Regions from separate parts of the Homo sapiens genome. Here region 1 is linked to region 2. A link is a loop called in an ENCODE intact Hi-C map of the cell type or tissue named here. Cell type or tissue: IMR-90. All regions are shown on one strand. Links, peaks and the distances in the headings refer to the core of each region. The heading gives the core; the rest is flanking DNA.

Region 1 (5,392 bases), core at 113-5,112, 660 kb before region 2:
AAGGTTTCCTTTTTCTTAGTACTTTATCCAGATAAATATCCTAATTCAGATTTTACCAATTAACAGCCCCAATTTTTTTTTACTTCATCTAACCCATAATAACATATTCAAATTTAATTTAGCTCAAAAATTTTTGTTGAATACCAGCCCATGACCAGTGTTAGGTGGCAAATAAGTAAGATGACATCCCCCAAAATAAGTGTGATGAGAATCCTATCTACTAAGAGAGACTCAAATGATGACTTAATAAATATGGAATCCCAAAAGTCCATAAAAACTAAATTATCAGGGCTATCATTATAAAGAAATCATCTTACTTAAAACTAATCTGTACTTCTTATAAAGCAAATTATGTAACCCTTGTATTTGTGAGTTGTTATGCTGATTTATTTTCAGGTCAAAATGTCGGGAAAAGGTTAAGTATGTAAGATTTTTTTGGAAGTTGTCTCCTCTTTATTCCTGTTCCTGCGACACTTTGCCCACACTTTAGCTATTGTACTTATCATATTGCACTGTAATTATTTGTTAAATAAATGTTTTAAATTATTTATCCAGTCTCCCCCACCAGACACTGAACTTCTCCAGGCCAGAGTCTGTGTTTCTTCTTTATGTTCATCTTTGTGTTGTAGAGAACAAGACATAAGATGTTTTCCTCCTTCACTGCTAGGTTCATGGCTGAGACTTCTACAAAAAAAAAAAAAAATACATATGAGCAAGTTTTATATGACGTGAGAGTTTTCAGAAATGAAGAACCAAAGAAACAGGAAAACTTGTGTATTTTTATACTTAGGTTTAATGAAGAGTAGACAGCCATACAGAAGTATGATTGGACAAAGGTATGATCTAATCGGAATTAACTGGGGGCAACTTGTAAGGCCTATTTGTTCAGATTCTTCTTGGCATCTCTATGTCTTCATTCCTTCCTCCAGATACAGGAAAGATGTCTCTGGAATGAGGGTCTTATGACCTACTTTAAAGAAAGATCAGATAATTCTTTTACGACCTGCTTCAGAGGAGAACTTTGGGAGGAGGTCAAAGAGAACTTCCTGCTTCTGCTTTTTTCTGAAACATCAAGAGGCCATATTTTGGAATGGCATGTCCTAAACTCTGTCCGTATCGATAGTATCTAGTACCGTACTTGGCACAAAAGAGGGCTCACTGAATTTTTATCAAATACATACTTCAAATGTTCTGTGCAGTTTCTGAGTTCCTATCTATCAGTAAGAGTTCAAATCATAATTCAGCTCTTTCTCACTACAAGGACAGATTCAAAATGCAAAGATTGTTTTCCCACTTCTTAAACCTGGATTAGGCTTTTGAATAAGAATTTGTTGGTTTATGTGTGTTGCATAGAATTATCGTACGTGAAAATAGAATTTTCCTCTGACAATATCTTCATATATTCAAAATGCAATGTCGATCTTACATCCATTTTATGTTTTCCTTGTGGTTCTTTTCTCATCTCTTTCTCAGCGTCCCATATGTATAATAATAGAAATCTTTTCTTATTCACCTTCATATGGCTTCCTGAAGCTTCACTGCCTTTAGGAGTACATTTATATTCAGAGGCTCCAATGGTAAATAATTTCAGCAGGATGAGGCTCTTTAGTCCTATTTTGTATCTAAACGGCATGCTCAACACTATCTTCAGCTATCTCTTGAGAATCCAATTTCCTAAGGTTATATGCCTGCAACTGAGTGGAAATTTTCAAAACCTAGAGTTCAAAGTTAAGTAGCAAATTCAAACAAAGCCCAAACAATCCAGCCTGAGACTGATTTGTGTGGCCATAAACAGCAACAAAATCTTCCAGTGGCTATCAATATACTAACTGTGATTATGGGTTAGCAAATTCATCCCACTCCTCTGGCTCTAAGCATTTGGAGGCTAAAACAGAATTTTTAGAGAATGTAACAGTCCTCACAACTAAAGCAACCAAAGAATGATAGCAGATATCCATGCAACTATTAGGTATCAAAACTGTAGGACACAATATTAGGAGAAATTAAGTTGCAATTCAAAACTCTGTTACTGAGACAGTACAGCTAATAGGGGAAACTTTGAGTCACTAGCTGCTAGCTAACTTGACCAACATGCCAAGGTCAGCTGTTGTTGTTGTTTTAACCTAAACCATTCTATTGTCCGTGAAATATGGAGATGAGGAAATAATCATGATTTCTTTTTTGGTAAATATATTGGAAATTTTTTTTAATGAAGTATGTAAAACACCCTTATGCTGCTGATTTCCTGAATTTTCTAGCTAAGAGCTCATTCTAAAGTTACTAACTGATCAAGGCACTTTGTATAATTTCTTAGAAGCACTCTCACTACCTACTGGATTTTAAAAATACTTTTTTGGAGAATCATACCTTTTTTCCTTGTGTTCTTAGGAAGCATATCTGCACGACTGTCTGTCATAGCTGAGGGACCTATAAGCTTTTTATTATCCACATCACTCTTAGGGATTATTAATCAATTCTCATGCATATGTTTTGTTGAAAACTCTCAGTGCTATAATGATAATGGGTTAATGGAGATGCTTATTTCTGGGTCATGCATAAAGTTAGAGCCAACACTGTCTGCCCTCCAGAGTAATCTTTGCAGATAAATACAGAAATTGTATGCCACAAGAAGCCAGTTTTCATTCCTGAAAATCCAGGATGAGATGTAAACCAAATGAATGTAAATGAATCCACTAATATCAACTTTCTCCAGTCCTACACCCCCTAGCCAACCCTTAAACTACAAACAAAACGGAGGCAAGAAAATAAAAACTCAGATAAAATAAATATTTAATAAGGAGATTGCATCAGAAGTTTGAACCATCTATATAATTAGAGATAGAAGAAAATATGCCATTGCTATAGTTCTTACCCTAGACATTACGGGTCTCGTTAGCTATTTCTCTCTGAAAGGAGCTTGACTTTAACTGTGCACAGCCCAAAGTCTTAGTTGGTCTTCTCGGCTCAAATGCTCCTGTGGAAAGGACTCTGCTGCCCTCTACTGTCAATAAAAACAGAAGCCACAAACAGAACTGACTTCAGCATCTGTGCATGAGACAATTGGAGTCCCAGCTCCCAGGAAGGCTAGACAAGTCAACATCCCTTCCTAGGGAGAAGGCCCTTGAAAGGATCCTTAAGCTGCAAGCGAATCCTCAACTTAGCTGCCAGATGCAGTCCCAATGTGGAGGTGCTAAGGCAGGTTTTGAAATTCCAAGGCCAAGAGATGAAACAGTCCATCAAAGTGGACTTTTTTTTTTTTTTTCTAATTGGTTATTCATTCATTACCCAAAAGGTTGGTTACAGGAAAACACAAAAATCTACTCCATTCATCTCTTCATTTATTTCCACTATAATATAAAGAGGGCATTGACAGAGACAGAGGACATGATACCAGTTTGTTTTTTGTTAGTTTGTTTAAACCTTAGCTCACTGCAGCCTCGAACCCCTGGGCTCAAGCAATCCTCCAGCCTCAGCCTCTGATGACAAATGTGCACCACTCCACCCGTCCCCAATTTAACTGCTCCAAAGAAAAATAAAGCACAAGAAAGATAGAGACACTGTCTACATAGATTGGATAGGGGATGTTCCTCTGAAGAGATCAAGAAGGAAAGGAATAAATAATCCTGAGAAAGGACATTCCTGGCAGAGGAAGAGCAACTGCAAAGGCCCTGTGTTAGGAACACGTTGGGGCTGTTTTAGGAAGAGTAAAGTTGGTAACTGAAGTGTAGTGACTGGGAAAGTAAGAATGAGGCTGGAAAAGGTCAAATTATGTCCAATAGACATATACTATGAGTCACATATACAATTTTAAACTTTCTAGTAGCCACATTTTAAAAAGTAAAAAGAAATCAGTGACATTAATTTTAATAACACATTTTATTTAACCCAATATATCCAAAATGGTTGTCATATGAATATGTAGCCAATATAAGAAATACTAATGAGGTAGTTTACTTTTTTTCTGTACTAAATCTTTCAAATTTGCAATGTATCTTACACTTATAGCACACCTCAGTTTGACCACTTGCAAAGCGCTCGACAGTCAAATGTAGCTATGGTTACATTTTTTAAAAAAAATTTTTGTCCTAGGTGCAGTTGAATATTTCAGTTCTTTTGTAGTTTAAGTCAATTTTATTACACTGTTAAAACAAACTAAACATGGCCTCCGTACTTCTATGTTTGAGTCCTTGTGGACAAACTGCAACCTAACTTAATAGATAGACAAGATTGAAACTCTAACTTATCAGTATGCTCCTCTAACAATTGCTGAGTCTTGGCCAATCCCAGCAGCCGTACTTCAACCACTCATACACTGCTGAGTGTTCAAACTGTGATCAAATAAGGCAAATCCTAAGCTGTAACCAATCCAGCTGTTTCTGTACCTCACCTCCAATTTCTGTTCGTCACTTCCGTTTTTCTTGTCTGTAAATTTGTTCTGACCACGAGGCATCCCTGGAGTCTCTCTGAATCTGCTGTGATTCTGGGGGCTGCCCGATTCACAAATCAATCATTGCTCAATTAAACTCCTTTAAATGTAATTTGGCTGAAGTTTTTCTTTTAACAACACATACTTTGGAAGTGACTCTTAGTGGTGATCACCAAATGATTTCAATTGAATTTTAGTGAAGAATAAATGAGCAAGAGACCAAGCAGCTCAAAGGAGGCTCCAGCTGGGCACGGTGGCTCACTCCTGTAATCCCAGCACTTTGGGAGGCTGAGGCAGGCAGATCACGAAGTCAGGAGTTTGAGACCAGCCTGGCCAACATAGTGAAACCCCATCTCTACTAAAAATACAAAAAATTAGCTGGGCATGGTGGCAGGCGCCTGTCATTCCAACTACTTGGGAGGCTGAGGCAGAAGAATCACTTGAACCGGGGAGGCAGAGGCTGCAGTGAGCCGAGGTTGCGCCACTGCACTCCAGCCCGGGCAACAGTGTGAGACTCCTTCTCAAAAAAAAAAAAAAAAAAAGGAGGGGAGGCTCCAAGTTCACTTGCAGTCAGCAAGTTGGGTTTTGTTTTACTTTGGGGAATAAAGTGAGTGGAGTTAAGTTAAATATGACCTTGGAAGGTCTAGATAGGAATTAATTCCACCTAGAGCTTAGTAGAGGGCATTTATGGAATGCTGAGGGGAGGGGGCCGGAGGTCAAATGTGAATGAGTGGGGTCCCCACCAACATGGACACAACACAAACACTGCTGCCCCTGCTTCAGCCAGCCCCATTCTCAGAGGCTGTGCGGTGCAGTCGTTAGGAGCTTGTGTGCCGGAACCTGATTCCTGGCTTTGACACTCAACAGCTATGTGACCTCAAGCAGCGTTCTCCAGCTTTTGTGCCTCAATTTTCTCATTTGCAATGCAAAGTAGCTGTGAGGATTAAGTGAATTAATGTCAAGTGT
Region 2 (5,392 bases), core at 200-5,199:
GGCACTAGAGAAAGATAATTACCTGACCCCACCTCCCCAAAAAAATCAGAATCAAATAAAAGCCTTCAAACAAATGGACTAAATTCTTATATTTTTCATATCTGAAAGCATTTTCATTCAATGAGGACACTGTAGCACCAGGTGTAAGTTTAACAGAGGCAGAGCTGTTGGCAAAACCTGGGCTGCCTGACCACAAAGCCCTGGTCTGAACCACTATGCTATGCGGCCTTCAGGAAACAGCAAATCTGACCCAAGAATAGAAGCCCAAACACAGTGAATATTAACACAGGATTAGAACAGGAGAATGAAAGATTCCAAGATTCCCAGGGTAAAAGGGGACTCAGGACAAAAGACAGTATGTTTTCAAAGTTGTCATACCTAAAAATAATGCAAATAATGCCTTTTTCATACAGAAAAGGCAATTAGAAACTCCAAGAAAAAAAGACAAGCTCATGCCCCAAATGTTGGAAATTAAATTTTAGCAACTGATAGAGTGCAAGAAGGTCTATTTGATTCTGATGCTGAAACCATCTCTCAGGGTGTAAGTCCCACACACAAAAAAAAATACAGCCTTAGCACACTACATGGTCTGATCATTCATGAAGTCTTCTCAATAATACAAACACTAGTTCACCGGTACTCCACTTTTAGAATCAATACAGAAGAGCTATGAAAGAAGTGACTGAGGGTAAAAGACAGGATGAAATTGTCAACCCTCTTGACAATGTACAATGAAAGTATAGTTGAGAGAAGTCTTTCCAGAAAGTGAAATTTGCAGGTTAAGGAGGACAAGGTGGCAAAAAGAAAGCAACAGCCTCATCATGTCAAGAGAAAGTTGTAAGATGCAGAAAGTTCGTAGGATAAGAAATAAAGAAACGAATATATAACTTAAAGTTTCTAAAATGAACAGAGGAATGAAATTTATATAACTGGAATGCTAGGATGAGACAGGGTTGGGGAAGAACATAATGTGAGCTTAATCACATCTTCCATCCCAAAGACTCAACAAACTTTATCTACTGACAAATTTTAAAACAGACATTTAAATAATATATTATCTGAAAGCACCGATGAAATAAGAACTAAAAATAAAACAGTTAAAATTTTAAAAAATAAAAAATAAAGGCTACCTCTAGAGAGTGGAACCAGAATGGAGAGGGATGGGCAGGAGACTGTTGTTTTTCATCTTAAGTCCTTCTACATTATTTGGGTTGTTACTAATTGCATATATTATTTTAATACAAGTTAACAATAAAAGAAATTAAATTTTAAATTTAACTTGTCATTATTTTAGAAGATGACTCTAAAAACAAGTACTTCATACAATGTCCAAATGTGGCATTTTAGTTTGTTTTTTAAAAACAAACTCTCATAAAAGTTGCATAAATAGCAGAGTTCACATATATGCTGGCTTCTCTAATGTTAATAAATTAACTACAGTACACTTATCAAAACCAGCTACCAGTTTTGCTGCAATGCTAATAGCTAAATTACAGATTTTGAATGTTACCAGTTTTTCCCAAAATCTTTTCTGTTCCAGGATCAAATCCAGGATCCTACACTGCATTTACTTGTTGTGTCTCCTTAGTCTTCTCTTATTTGTGGCAGTTCTTTCATCTTTCTTTATCATAACTTTGACAATTCTGTACAATGTCTCTCAATCTCGGTTTGTGTGATGTTTTCTCATGATCACACTGAGATTATGCATCTTTGGCAAGAAGACCAAAGAAGTGACATTGTGTCCTTCTTGGTGCATTATATTAGAGATGTATGATGTTAATATAATCTTATTACTGGTGATGCTAATCTTGATCACTTGGATAAAATAGTGACTGCCAGTCTTTCCAACTGTAAAATTACTATTTTCCCCTTTGTAAGTGATAAATAGCTTTGGGGAAATACTTCTAGACTATGATATTCGTTTTTTAAAATAAATGACAAATAAAGATTATATATATTAAAGTGAGCAATGTGATGATTTGATACACAATGTGTAATGATTACCACAATCAAATTAATTAACACATCCATCACTTTTCATGCTGTACCTTAAATACCCAGAACCTGCTGATCCTATAACTGACAATTTGTACCCTTTGAACAACATCTCCCCATTTACCCACCCCCTAACACCCGAGAACCATGGTTCTACTCTCTGCTTCTATGAATTTTACTTTCTTAGTTTACACATATAATACAATATTTGTCTTTCTGTTATGACACTCATTTTTGATACATTATACATATTTACAGTTATCTTTTAGAGATGCATAGTGACGTATTTCTGGATGAAATCAGAATGTCTGGTATTTGCTTCAATATCATACAGACATGTGGGAAGCAGGGTTTGGTATAGATGGAACAATACTGCTCAAGAGCTGGTAATTGATGAGACTACAGGGATTCATTTTAGTAATCTTTTTTGTGTGTCTTTAAATTTTTCCATGGTAAAAGTTTTAAAAAATTAGAACCCAAATAAATACAACTCCATGTACATATGTATCAAAAGATAACACAAATTTATCCATTCAGGTATCTTGATCGGAAAACACTATTATGCTTAAATTTACATTTTCTAATTTGAACCTTTTTTTTTTTTTTTCAAACAGTGCCAGGAAGCAGCTTCCAAGTTCATGCTGAGGTTTTTGCCACCAACATTTAAAATACAGGCATTGTGCGCCCTCTAGTGCGTTCTTCTATAATGTCAGTTTTGCACTGACAAGTTGAATAACAAAAAGCAGAGTATATTCAAAAAGGGAAAAAAAAAAATCCTCACAAAAATTTCTGCTTCTCCACTAGTCAATAAATTATCTGCTAGTTACTTGGCTATGTATACCAAAACCACTTCAAGGCCAAAGATTATCAACCTTTTCCCACCTACTCTACTGTTTCTCAGAACATATGATGCAGCACAGGGAACAAAAAAGGACAGACTACAATCAGTCAAAACATTTTTAAGCACCCCTCACAAAGGCCAGACGAAAAAGGATGCTGAAATCAATATTAATGGCTGTTTTAGAAGCATCTCATTGTGTTCTGCCCATACAAACAGTTCCATTTCTATCCTTTAGAATCCTCTAACACTCAGAAATTGTGCTCCACTCTCACTCAGGTCAAGATTTGGTTCAAGTCTTGTAGATCCCCCATCACATTATTTTCTTAGGATTTACTGAAAAATTCTATCAGTGAATTTATCTGCAAGACACAAACAGGAAGCAAAGTGTAATAAGAATCACAGGATTTGGAATTATACAAACTTGACCTCCAATTCCAGTCCTGCCACCTCCTAGTTGTATTACTTAATTTTTCTAAGCCTCTGCTTATGATCTGTACAAACAGGCTGATGTCTTACAGTTTAAGGATTAGGAAAATATATGTAAAGTTAACAATCATAATTAGTATTCAAATTTTAACTATTTTCATTATGTGATCCCAAAGTAATCTGTAGCCAGGTAGTCGAACCCACAGATAAACATTTTAATTTCCTTTGAATGATTCCAATTGCTATTTTTTAATTACACATCTAAAAAACTACATTTGACCTTCAAATTTAGTTTTCTTACATATATAGTCTCTTAATACTCCATATAAGATGGTGTTTATTCAGACAATAAGACAGTATACAGTAATGAGAACATCAAGGGTAATTCTTGACCCACACGGTATTCACTGGAGATAATTCGCACACACCTAATGAAGGATCTTCTTCATAAGTTTTATTATTTTCATGTGTCACTTCAAAAACTGTTTTGAATATATGAAATAGTTACAGGAGTAACTGTAACTAGAAAAGACAAAATTAAAATAAGAGCTATATGTAGACAGCAGTAAATATGATAAGAAAATTAATCTCAATGGAAGTACAGACAGTTTATCTGGCAGAAAACCATTAGCTTGCCTAGGAATTTAGTGAGAACTCCATAATTCTTGCTAAATGTATCTGGAGATCTTAATACCTAAGTACTTAAAACTGGTCTGCTTTTGAGAAGCAAGTATGATTAAGTCATTGGTTTGTTAAATATTTTCTGAGTGTGCTATGTGCCACACTCTTCTAGGTGTTAGATTAATAGTAGGGAACAAAACGGGAGGCATCTGCCCTCCTGATGCATACATTCTAGTGAAGGGAAGACAGCAGTAATTAATTTTTTTTTTTACTATTATTATACTTTAAGTTTTAGGGTACATGTGCACAATGTGCAGGTTAGTTACATATGTATACATGTGCCATGCTGGTGTGCTGCAACCATTAACTCATCATTTAGCATTAGATGTATCTCCTAATGCTATCCCTCCTCCCGCCCCCCACCCCACAACATCCCCAGAGTGTGATGTTCCCCTTCCTGTGTCCATGTGTTCTCATTGTTCAATTCCCATCTATGAGTGAGAACATGCCGTGTTTGGTTTTTTGTCCTTGCGATAGTTTACTGAGAATGATGATTTCCAATTTCATCCATGTCCCTACAAAGGACATTAACTCATCATTTTTTATGGCTGCGTAGTATTCCATGGTGTATATGTGCCACATTTTCTTAATCCAGTCTATCATTGTTGGACATTTGGCTTGGTTCCAAGTCTTTGCTATTGTGAATAGTGCCGCAATAAACATACGTTTGCATGTGTCTTTATAGCAGCATGATTTATAGTCCTTTGGGTATATACCTAGTAATGGGATGGCTGGGTCAAATGGTATTTCTAGTTCTAGATCCCTGAGGAATCGCCACACTGACTTCCACAATGGTTGAACTAGTTTACAGCCCCACCAACAGTGTAAAAGTGTTCCTATTTCTCCACATCCTCTCCAGCACCTGTTGTTTCCTGACTTTTTAATGATCGCCATTCTAACTGGTGTGAGATGGTATCTCATTGTGGTTTTGATTTGCATTTATCTGATGGCCAGTGATGATGAGCATTTTTTCATGTGTCTTTTGGCTGCATAAATGTCTTCTCTGGAGAAGTGTCTGTTCATATCCTTTGCCTACTTTTTGATGGGGTTGTTTGTTTTTTTCTTGTAAATTTGTTTGAGTTCATTGTAGATTCCGGATATTAGCCCTTTGTCAGATAAGTAGGTTGCAACAATTTTCTCCCATTTTGTAGGTTGCCTGTTCACTCTGATGGTAGTTTCTTTTGCTGTGCAGAAGCTCTTTAGTTTAATTAGATCCCATTTGTCAATTTTGGCTTTTGTTGCCATTGCTTTTGGTGTTTTAGACATGAAGTCCTTGCCCATGCCTATGTCCTGAATGGTATTGCCTAGGTTTTCTTCTAGGGTTTTTATGGTTTTAGGTCTAACGTTTAAGTCTTTAACCCATCTTGAATTAATTTTTGTATAAGGTGTAAGGAAGGGATCCAGTTTCAGCTTTCTACATATGGCTAGCCAGTTTTCCCAGCACCATTT

The links. A loop is a pair of places that touch in the nucleus more often than their neighbours do. Peaks named below come from ENCODE experiments on the same cell type or tissue, not always from the same donor. Only the 100,000 strongest peaks of a DNase experiment are listed, where the experiment ranks them.
Region 1: it touches region 2 in a loop (8-fold over the local background); 2 of 110 quality-filtered maps call a loop at or near these places.

What each region holds. Positions count from the first base shown.
Region 1 is chr3:66,936,158-66,941,549 of GRCh38, reverse strand. The region is part of intron 1 of LOC105377144 (a long non-coding RNA gene); the gene reads left to right. Among named protein-coding and RNA genes, the nearest start is that of KBTBD8, 59 kb to the left of the region's middle. In IMR-90, for the core only: a CTCF peak has its summit at 2,998 (motif pointing left); a DNase peak (open chromatin) is centred at 2,989.
Region 2 is chr3:66,274,168-66,279,559 of GRCh38, reverse strand. All of the region lies in intron 5 of SLC25A26 (solute carrier family 25 member 26), which reads right to left. Among named protein-coding and RNA genes, the nearest start is that of SLC25A26, 56 kb to the right of the region's middle. In IMR-90, for the core only: a CTCF peak has its summit at 2,674 (motif pointing left); a DNase peak (open chromatin) is centred at 2,659.